Linked DNA regions of Homo sapiens: region 2 is linked to region 1. Evidence: chromatin loops called from intact Hi-C (ENCODE). Cell type or tissue: mammary epithelial cell. All regions are shown on one strand. Each heading gives the region's core, and the rest is flanking DNA. Links, peaks and the distances in the headings are about the cores only. Region 1 overlaps PAX8 (paired box 8). Region 2 overlaps LINC02966 (long intergenic non-protein coding RNA 2966).

Region 1 (5,374 bases), core at 207-5,206:
AAAAAAGAACACACCCATTCCCCACATACCTTCACACTCGTCACATACCTGCTACGTGAGATGTGCAAAGCTGAATTCAGGGAATGCTCAGTAGTTACATAACAGTGCCACTAAAGGCAATTGTTTTCAGTGATTTCCATCGAGCTGGGTTCTGCAAAGATCCACAGCACTTTCCGGTTGCATGCTGGGCACTTTTGGAAGCTGCAGTCAATTCTGGAGGCCACCAGGGCACCATTAGCACATAGCAGCAATTATTGACTAAATGGTGCTCTGGTTCCATGCCTTCCAAGGGGGCCCACTTAGAGGCAGGGTGGAGTTGCTTAGGGCCTTTTTTTTTTTTTTTTTTTGTAGACGGAGTTTTGCTCTTGTTGCCCAAGCTGGAGTGCAATGGTGCGATCTTCGCTTACTGCAACCTCTGCTTCCTGGGTTCAAGTGATTCCCCTGCCTCAGCCTCCCGAGTAGCAGGGATTACAGGTGCGTGCTACCATGCCAGGCTAATTTTTTGTATCTTTAGTAGAGACAGGAGTTTCACCATGTTGGCCAGGCTAGTCTTAAACTCCTGACCTCATGATCTGCCTGGCTTGACCTCCCAAAGTGTTGGGATTACAGGCATGAGCCGTTGCACCTGGCCAGGGTGTGTCTTATTGAAATTGAACAAAATACCTAATTTCTAGAGCGTATAAGAGAAGTTTAAAATGCTTTATGGATGTGTTGTTTTGACAGCAAAATATCTACTCAGAATCCTATAGCTATTTCAAAATCCAAGTAACTTAGAAAAAAAGGAAAAAGAAAACCTATATAGTCAAATCTTTTGGTGATTTTGTATTCAATGACTGAAACTTCCCAGTGATTATTGGGCTTTTTAGCTGGAATTGAACTTGAATCGGGGCAGAGCAGCACAATGCTTCAGAACTTCAGCGACTCTGAGCCCTGGTTCTGCAATGACCTGCCAAGTAGCTTTAGTCTACTTGACTGCTCTGAACCTTAATTTTCTCACCTGTATGGGAATCATAGACTCTACTTTATGAGGCTGACGTAAGCATTACATGAAATTTTGTATACTTATACATAATGTGCTTAGCACCGAATACTTGGTGACAGCAGATGCCCAATGAGAGTTATCACAGATATTATTTCAGAATCGTGAAGAGTCAGAAGCCACCAAATTCTTGATTTCTGTCAATAAACTGATATTCATATTCTGTTGATTTTTTTTGATGCATTTGTAAAATAGGGAAACAAGAGCTGTATGACTTCTAGCTATGTCTGGTCATGAAATAGCAACCAGGAATAAGGCCACATGATGTTTCTGATGAACACTTCCCCCTGCCCTTTTTTTTTTTTTTTCAGATGGAGCCTCGCTCTGTCACCCAGGCTGGAGTGCAGTGGCACAATCTCGGGTCACTGCAACCTCCGCCCCCCAGCTTCAAGCGATTCTCCTGTCTCAGCCTCCCGAGTAGCTAGGATTACAGGTGCACGCCACCAGGCCTGGCTAATTTTTATATTTTTAGTAGAGATGGGATTTTGCCTTGTTGGCCAGGCTGGTCTCAAACTCCTGACCTCAGGTGACCCATCCACCTTGGCCTCCCAAAGTGCTGGGACTACAGGTGTGAGCCACCATGCCTGGTCCCCCACTTGTTGATTTTGCAGAAAAGATAGCTGTGTTACAACCTGTCCTAAGGTCAGGTATGAATACTTGTGCTTCTTTCTTGGCTCCCCAAGCCAGAGGGCATTCCTATGCCCAGGTGAGAGAGCACGGAGTGTTACTTTGGCAGCACAGTCAGTTACCAGAGGTAGGAAAAGCAAAGGCCAGGCAGGACATGAGGGGCCCTTGCACTGGCTGGTTCTCCCTGCCTTCACCACCCTCCAGGTGAATGACTGGGTGAATAATGATTGACTGAGGAGGTAATGAATAATTTATGGACACTGCTGGACCTCAGTCTCCTCATCTGAAAGATGAGTGGTTGGAGAAGTTTAATGGTTTTCAAATGCTTTTTTTTTCAGTCTTCAAATAAGTGTTTACGTAGAAGCACCATATCTGAAACAGGTGACAGTGGACCAGTCTGAATGAAATGAGGGTTGGCAGGCCTGAGCTCCAAAACCTTCTGATTGCCCAAGCCCTCCTTGTCTTGCTTGGATTATCTCCACACAAATGGAGAAACTGGACAAGGTGGTCATGGAGGTCCCTGAAAGCTCAAAGACTTTCTCATTCCAGGATTCCCCATGTTCATATGCCAGCATGGCATGGGGGTGCTCTGTAGTCAAGCAGGGTCCTTTGGGGGGCTTAGGGATGGAGCCAGGAAATGGCTCTGGGACTCAGCGGGTGTCCAGAGTCTCATCAGCAGGGTTTCTTTACTTTCACTGAGTGGCTGGTGCCTGCACACTGAGTTTTGCAGGCTTACTCTCACAGAGTGAGCTTCCTGCAGGCCCCCCACTGCAACCCCTTTCCTTCCTGGAGCTGTGTGCTGACTGGTGCGTGAGCACCCCAGGCCCTCTCCCCATGCTGCTGATGGTCAGCTTTCTCTGCACGCTCGTGGTTGCCACAGTCAACGCTGATAAAATTGCTGATGCAGATTGCCTGCCCAGCTGCGAGTGCTGGCACGGGACCAGCAGCCCAGACGGTCACTGGAAGTGGTTGGGCTGATTATTGGCATCATCTCCATTGTCCTACTCGGTTCTTAAAGGCATATGGACTTGCCTCACTCCTACAGCAAATGACGGCATGGGCAAAGAGGGGCAACAGACCCACCCTGAAGACACTCCTCATCTGGTTGACTTGGCAGGGTTAAGGGAAAAAGATGTGATGACTAGGAGCTGAGAGCTTAGTGGTTCTGCCAGAGCTGCAGAGTCTTTGTTGGCCTCAGGGTGGGACCTCTCACATCTCTGTCAGCTTTTCACGGACACCAACCTGTTATGATTCATTTCACCTGTCCTGAGCACTAGCAAGAAAAATTCGCTGTAGCTTGTGATGTATTATTCTGGATTTCTCAACTCATTCATTTGTTCATTCATTCACTATACCATTACTGTCTATTATAAGGGGGGCACAATGGTAGGTGCTGGGAATAAAAACGATGTTTAACGTTTCATGAGGCTTCCCTGTCCTTAAGGAGTCCGCGTGTCTTTGTACCTGTCTGTCTGCTAGATTATTAAGTGACACTGTGAGAAGCTACTGAGAGCAGCATGTGGGACATGCAGAAGGGCAAGAGGCAGGAGAGATGATTCATGTCGGAGGGGCAGGGGAGGACTGACGGAGAGGGTGATGTTTGGCTGAGTCATGAAGGCTAGTGGTATTTTTCCATGCAGAGAAGTGGGAGGAAAGGCATTCTGTGTGGAGGGCACACAGTGTGCAAGGGCAGAGAGGTGTGAGCGAGGGTGGTGAGCTCGGGGCCATGAGTAATGCAAGAGCATGGGGTGTGCAGGATGAGTGGCCAAAGGTGGGGCTAGGAAATAGTGGCTGAGGTCATTATGTGAAGGCTTTGTGCTACTGCTTCAGAGTTGTGGAACGTGATGTTGCAATCTGGGAAAGACGCTGATGGCAAGGGATAGCATCATCAGGTTGTGCTGCCATCCCTGAAAGGCCCAGGCTCAAAGGTTTTGGGTGAAGGAAGCCAGGAGGGTTAGAAAGGGAGGAAGATGCCAGGGCATCTGGTAAAATAAAGCATGTGTCAGGCTTGGAGTTGCATAAGGCAGGTGCCCTGAGCCCATTGATGCAACTTCCAGCTGCTTTGATGGAGCACAGGCTCATTTGGAGAATAGACCTTCTCTGGCCCTTGCCCACCCTGTTCACCTCCCAGGGCCCAGCTTCTCACCTGCTCGCCTTTGGTGTGGCTGGGGGAGGCATAGGCCTCTGGGTAGTGCTGCCGCTCAAATGGGCACTCGAGCGGCTCGAGGTGGTGCTGGCTGAAGGCATCCGTGCGAAGGTGCTTTCGGGGTCCGCTGCTGCTGCTCTGTGAGTCAATGCTTAGTCGGCAGCTATCCTGATCACCTGGTACCCCCCGGGAAGGAAGAAAGCTTTTAGGGGACCTATCTATTCATGCTCTAGGCCAAAGTAGAGGACTGACTCCAAGCTGACTCACTGTGGAGGGAGAAAAAGGGCCAGCCACGTGGGCCCAGGAGCCTTGGCCAACTGAGGGACAGGACATGTGACAGTCACATGCAGAGCCCCTACAAAGTCCCATATCATAAGTGGAAGGGTTTCTGTCCCCATCAAAGCCTGAGCAAACTGCTCTCGTGCACCGCCCGCTGCCCTCCTGTCCCAGCACTCACTGTCATCCATTTTCCTCTTGTCGCTGCCAGGCTGAGCGATGCCCAGGAGCCCATTGATGGAGTAGGTGGAGCCCAGGGAATCCGACTGGGGTGACTCCGGGGGAGTTACAGCTGAGCTGGGGACTGCAGTGGGGGAGAGGGAGAGGGTCAGGGGTGGGAGTGACACCCCTCACAGCCCTGGGTGACTCTGGGGTAGTTACAGTTGAGCTGGGGACTGCAGGGGCTGGGGGAGAGGGAGAGGAGCAAGGGGTGGGACACCCCTTACAGCCCTGGGGTGACTCTGGGGGGACTGCGGTGGTGGGAAGAGGGAGAGGGTCAGGGAGTGAGAGTGACACCCCTCACAGTCCCTGCTGACACTGTGCAGGAGGCAGCAAGCCGAACCATGGACTGAGCCCTGGAGGGGCTCAGGTCCTTCCTCCAGGGGGCCTCCTGGTGGGAGGGATTCTTGGAGTTAGAGCTGTCTCAAGTGTTTGCACCTCTCCATAGTTCAGTGAATCTGCCCTGGGAACAGGCCAGACTTCGTCGCAGTGGCACAACTCAGTCTACACATGGGTTTGTGAATGGTACTGTGCACAGCTATGTCTGTGTGGGTGTGTCTGTGTGTGCCTCTGTGTATATGTGGGTATGCTGAAGGGGAGGTGTACACGAGCATGTGTGTGTATCCAGGTCTCTCAGCACTCACTCAGCGTGTGTCCGGGACTCAGGGACTTGGTGGCCACGCAGCTGTCCATAGGGAGGTTGAATGGTTGCTGCACTTTGGTCCGGATGATTCTGTGATGAAGAGAAGAAAGGCCATGAGAGAGAAGAGGAGGAAAGAGAACTCATGGCTGCCCCAGACCCAGTCGCCTTTTTGACACCCCTTTTGGGTATCTCCAAGGCACTTGAAACTCAACTGTCCACAGTCAAGTCTGTGACCCTACTCCGCATGCCTAGTCCTCCTCAGTTGTCCGCATTTCATGATTGGTACCATCAGTCACTCAAGGCCAAAACAGAGATGGGGCTTAACCTCTGCTTCCCTCTCTTTCCTATCAAACCCATCATCAAGTTCTGTGTTTTGACCTTGTGAACCTTGCCAACGTTGACCCCTCTCTGCGTCTCTCCATCA
Region 2 (5,374 bases), core at 107-5,106, 89 kb after region 1:
AGAAAATTTTTTTTGTTCTTACTCTTCTGGAGGCTGGGAAATCCAAGGTTGGGGGCTGCATCTGGTGAGGACCTTCTTGCTGTATCATCCTAGCCGGGAAGGAGGAAGGGGAAAAGAGCAGGAAGGAGCAAGAGAGAAAGCAGGGCAGACTCATCCCTTTTATCAGAAACCTGCTCCATCAATAACTAACTCCCATGATAACACCATTAATCCATTAACGAGGACAGAGCCCAATAACCCTTAAATATCCATCCTCTTAACACTGTTGCATTGGAGATTAAGTTACCAACATTTGAACTCTGGGGGACACATTCAGACCATAGCAGTCAGTTATAAAAGCGTGATTTATGCTTTTTCCTAGTTTCATAAGCATAAGATGTGACATATTTTAATAGCTGACAATTCTACAGGGCCTGATCTGAGTTCCTAGCCTAGATCAGCCTTTCTAGAACTTTGTAGATTTTCAAAGATGACCAGTTCTGCAAGCCAGGGTAATCTGGCATGTTCTGGAAGCAAAGGAAGTGGATATGGCTTCAGCCATAGGAAACAAAAAAGATATGATATTTAAAGAAAAAGATTATTCAGTTCAAATCTTCCTAAAACATTTACGAAACAAATGTGCACCAAGTTTTAATACTGGGTGAAGTTACCTCTGATTGGTGTTAACTATGTTATGTGAGGATACCAATTTCAAAGTATATGAAAATGTAAAACTTGAAAATGGTGGAGTCATCCTAAGTATTACTTCATAAAATACAAGTAGAGAAGAAAAAGAAGATTTGACATATAAAGATACGAGAGAAAAACACTCAAAATTATGTGACCTCACACAGGTAACCCTTTCAAGTGATGGGGCACTTTTCAAGTGGAAGCTTTCCTCCCTGCCTTGAAAACAAGAATGTGTGACTGGTGTCCATTTGTATGTCTGTCTGTCAGTCTGGAGTGTGTGGTCTTAGGAAGGCTGGAAGATGATGCAAAACACTTTGATCATTTGTTCTTTGCGTTTCTGCTGCTATTAGCACTTGCATGTGCTGTACTGAGACTTCTACTGACACAACTCCTCCAATCAATGTATTTCTTGGAGGACACCTTACTCACTTGTTCTAAACTTCAGTGTCCTGGGTCTCTGAGTGGCTCTCTAGGGCAGTAACGGTGGGAGGGCAGAGTTCACAAACTATGTTCAATATTTGGAAAGGACTGATTACCTACAGTAAAGTGACTTGGGCTAGTAAAATGTCAGGTTTCTTTGCTTTGGGTTGATTTATAACAACTCAATTTGGGAATACGTACTATCTCAATGGATTGCTCTGATTGGCATTTTTCTAGGTCCTTGATTTATAAATGAAAGGGAGAACTGATTATTCAATAAATACAGTCTATTTTTCCTAATTATGTAGGAAATCATGTCTTTGTAATAAAAGGAGTGTTTGATAGAATGAGCTCATGAAGAAGAGTGTAGTGTTCAACTATAGTTCTCTCTACTCCCCAGATGCCATTGGGGTAAAAGTTACCCAAACAAGAGAAGATTCTGTTGACCCTGAAGTTGAAGTATGGTGGAGATTTTCTAGAAAAATCCATTCAAATCTTTTTCTCTCCCAGATCATGAAGGAAAGAGGAGGCGTCTACTGAATGTAAGGTAGAGCCAAAGGCATCTATTGATGACTGAAGAAGAGGCATGAATATGACAAAAACAGGAAGGTAGGCCAAAAAAGATGATTCATAGATGATTCAACATGGAGGCCCCAACCTTATTTTATTAGTAAAAAAAGATGTGGTGGCAAGTGTATGGGGAGAGAAAAGAAATTAAAACACCATGATCCTTTTAATACAGTCCAAGATTTACTCTGCATAATCCAGTCATATTTTTGACAGTAAATTCATAGCTCCTCTGTCCCCAGTAACAGAACGGTGATCTTTATGGGGCCGGCGTGAGGAAGCTGGCGGGCACGGCCCCCGTCACATTAAACTGTCTCAGTGAAGAGGCAATTTGTTTGATATTAAGAGTTATAAAAATATCAGCACAGAGCGGTTATGCCAGGGATATTGCACAAGCCAATCTGAATTTTAATGTAGTGTGAGCAATAAGCACCGCATTCCTGAGCTCCTGCCACACTCCCTCTGCAAATATTTGAAGAGAAAAAGACAGAGGTTTTGAGTGTCTTGCTCTTTTCCACTTGTGCTTCATGCGGGCTTGCTCATCACCAGATGTGTGGGAGCTGGCAAGGGTTTCCAGGTGCCTGGAAGGGGGGTTCTCAGGAAGCCCCACACAGGAGATCCAATGGCATCCCTGGCATCGTGTGCAGAGAGAATGGGGTCGGCTTCCTAGCACCTCTGTTCGTGCCCCTCACTCACTCAAGGTGTCATCTAGCAGCCAGGACTCAGCTCCTCCACCCAGTGTCTCCTGATTTTCATCCCAAGTATTCTTTAGTGTCTTATTCCAATGGAACGCCATTGCCCAAGCATCCCACTCCCCTCCCCATCCTCTAAGTCCACCATAAAATGCCCTTCTTATCTTCTTACTGTGCCCCCATCACACCCCGTCTCTTTAGCCCATAGGTGTACACTCTGACCTCTCCCCTCAGGCCCTTCCATCAGTTTTCTCATTATTTCCCTTTACCGCCATTCCTCTCCCTTCACCTCCCAGTCACCTCTTCCCAGCCTCTTCTCCCATAAATATCCATTTAACCTTACAGATAGATCTTTCTGAAACATGCTAACCAATTAATTTCACTTCCACAGGGTGCCTACTCTGTGTCAGGCATTGGGTAGTGGCTGAAGGAGACACAAACATGAACAACACCTGGTGGTCTCTGCTCTTCAGGGACTCACAGTCCAGTTGTGAAGGGGAAGAGGGGGTGCCAGAGGTGATGGGGGTGCCAGACAAGGATTCTGGTCATTTTTACTTTGAGGACAGAGTGAGATAAGATCCCCAGGAGAGGTCCAAACACAGGCAGTAAAGGGCCTAAGAAGGAGAGATGTGTCTGAAGAGGGGAAAGAGAGAACATATCATGGTGGCGACTGGCTATGCCTTCAAGAAGGGGTACAGTTGGCAGGTGGCAGTTGGAGAACTGGGCAGAGAAGAGTCTATCTTAGGCAAAGCAGAGAAATGCTCTGATGGGGGAATTCATGGGGAATTGTTAAGAAATAGTGAGTCATCCAGCTTGTCTGACAGGGCTCAGAGAAGTGCAGGGACATGCCCAAGCTAATGAAAAGGTGAGTCCGATATAGCATGCTGTTTGTCTGATTCCCAGTTCAGAATGCTCTTCATTACACCACAGCAGTAATTCTCAAGGTGTTAGCCTGAGACTCCTGGACTCCTTGAGATCCTTTCAGGGTGTCTGAGAGGTCAATGCTGTTTCAAGGTCGTTTGCCTTTGCTTTCTTATTTACCTCCGGGTGTACAGTGGGGCTTTTTACTGTGCATTTGGAAGATCTTTGTAACTCAGTGATCCAACATTTTCCAAGTGACCAGTGCATGATATTACAAATCATGCATGGGTGAATCATCCGCTCAAGGCCTCTCTCTCTCTCTTCTTCTCTCTCTCTTTCTCTCTCTCCTGGCTCTTGCTCTCATTCTACCCACCTCCATCACATCAGGCTTATCCTTGAATCCTTTCATCTGGAAGTTTATTTCCTTCCCCTTTCACCCAACTTCCTTTCTGCAGCACCTTCCACTGTACTCCCTCACTCCCTTCCTTCCCAGATTCCAGATCTAGGCTACTTACATTTCTCAAGCCAGCCTCCATTTCTCCATCTTCTGTTATCCCTCAAACTCCCTCTCCAATGTTTCATAATTCTTTCACAGGCATGGTCTCCGTTTCTTCTAGAGTTTTTGGAGGCTATCTATGCTTCTTAACTTTGGTCACCAGCTTCTCAAAAGTTCTTATTTGTTGCTGCAATGATAGATAAGTGTTCACATTTGTGAATTATGCTCATCACTTTTGAAGTTATGAGAGACTCTTCTGAACCTCCCAGCCCAGCCCTGGGTCCAACTTAGTGCAAACAAGGAGGGGTGTCCTGGCTCTGATGGAGGGAGCATGGGCTTGGAGACAGGCAGACCTGTTGCAGAGCCAGCTTTGCCACAATCTAACAATGTCGGTTTAACCAAGCCACTCCATCCCTCTGAGCATTAGGCCCCGTGTTTATTGAGTGAAGATAATAATACTCACCCTGCAAAGTTCTTATGAAAATTCAATCAGAATATACACATATGGCAGAGAGTAAGTGCTCATGTAGATTCACTATTATTATCAGAAAGAGACATGATGGCAATCAGTGAATGTGAGTGGTCATTACAAGGCATTTAATTATTTGTCTTGATTATTACAAATTAAACTATAACCTAAATCACTAGTTCTCCAACTTACACAGCACAATCACTTGGGCAGCTTGTTGAATATAAGGAGGCCCCAGATATTCTGATTCAGTAGTTTATGAGTAGAGTCTTCACATCTATAATTTTAATGAACTGATGTATACCAAACACTGGCCCATATATTTTCTGAGTTTTCTGGAATCTTAAATTTTCCCACTATTTAATGAGATTATTCAGTTCTTAAAAACCTACACAGCTTGTGTTTGATGATCTTTATTAATATCTCACAGGTTTTCATTCATTCTTTCATTCATTCACTCACATGCATTCTTTGTATTGAACTAATGGTTGCAATATCTCACCAAACTGTCCTCTGCATAACCCACTAGCCCCTGCCTCCCACCCCTTCCGTCTTTCACAGAGCATGGTGTGCAGTGGAGCCAAGAGACCTTGGGCACTTTCTTTAATATTATCAAACCTCCTATTTCTTTGCTTTTGCAGTGAGGACAGCACAATCTCATGGGGACATTGTGAGGATCGTCCAGGCTAATGTGTGTGTGGGCCTTCTGTGATGTGCCACCCAAATGCTACTTCTAACCATTTTCTTTTGTGGAAAGCCCAGGTGCTTATTCATGTAAAAGAGGGATTGGACTTGCCAGTCTCTGAGGCTTCCAGTGTTTTTGTACTTACTCAAACTCTCCATCGCTCCAAGGACAGTGCTGGCTCAGGATGGGCTGAGTGGACACCAAAGTCTGGCCTCTCCTCCCCCTCCCATTCAATCCTGACCAAACAGCACCTGCACTGTCTATACTCAGCTTTTGCAAATATGCTCAATGCTTTGCAAGCCTGTTGTCTTTTTTATTCTTCCTACATAATTGTTTGGACTTGCTTGATGTACCTTGAATGGAGGATTCTTTATATAATCTAAATGCTTCTTCACCTCACTACCTGTGGGTACAATGAGGTCACAAGGGACTCTGTGCTTGGCTCCTGGGACTGGAGAGGTGTGGCTAGGAACTTGAGGCCACCACCTTCTGCCATCCTCCTGTGGCTCCTCCTA

Evidence for each region. Hi-C counts contacts between places; a loop is a spot of excess contacts. Peaks named below come from ENCODE experiments on the same cell type or tissue, not always from the same donor. Only the 100,000 strongest peaks of a DNase experiment are listed, where the experiment ranks them.
Region 2: it touches region 1 in a loop (7-fold over the local background); 7 of 110 quality-filtered maps call a loop at or near these places.

The regions. Positions count from the first base shown.
Region 1 is chr2:113,237,739-113,243,112 of GRCh38, forward strand. PAX8 (paired box 8) reads right to left here. Exons shown (of 12, transcript NM_003466.4): 5 at 4,952-5,040; 6 at 4,270-4,392; 7 at 3,813-3,988. The region is part of intron 1 of PAX8-AS1 (PAX8 antisense RNA 1); the gene reads left to right. Among named protein-coding and RNA genes, the nearest start is that of PAX8-AS1, 4.2 kb to the left of the region's middle. RefSeq lists an enhancer at 3,182-4,381. In mammary epithelial cell, for the core only: a CTCF peak has its summit at 2,841; DNase peaks (open chromatin) are centred at 2,793 and 3,403; H3K4me3 peaks cover 152 bases; H3K27ac peaks cover 2,851 bases.
Region 2 is chr2:113,327,080-113,332,453 of GRCh38, forward strand. LINC02966 (long intergenic non-protein coding RNA 2966) reads left to right here. Exons shown (of 4, transcript NR_183358.1): 2 at 1,600-1,698. Among named protein-coding and RNA genes, the nearest start is that of LINC02966, 4.7 kb to the left of the region's middle. In mammary epithelial cell, for the core only: no CTCF peak of the experiment used is centred there; DNase peaks (open chromatin) are centred at 1,682, 2,132, 3,202 and 3,498; H3K27ac peaks cover 3,840 bases.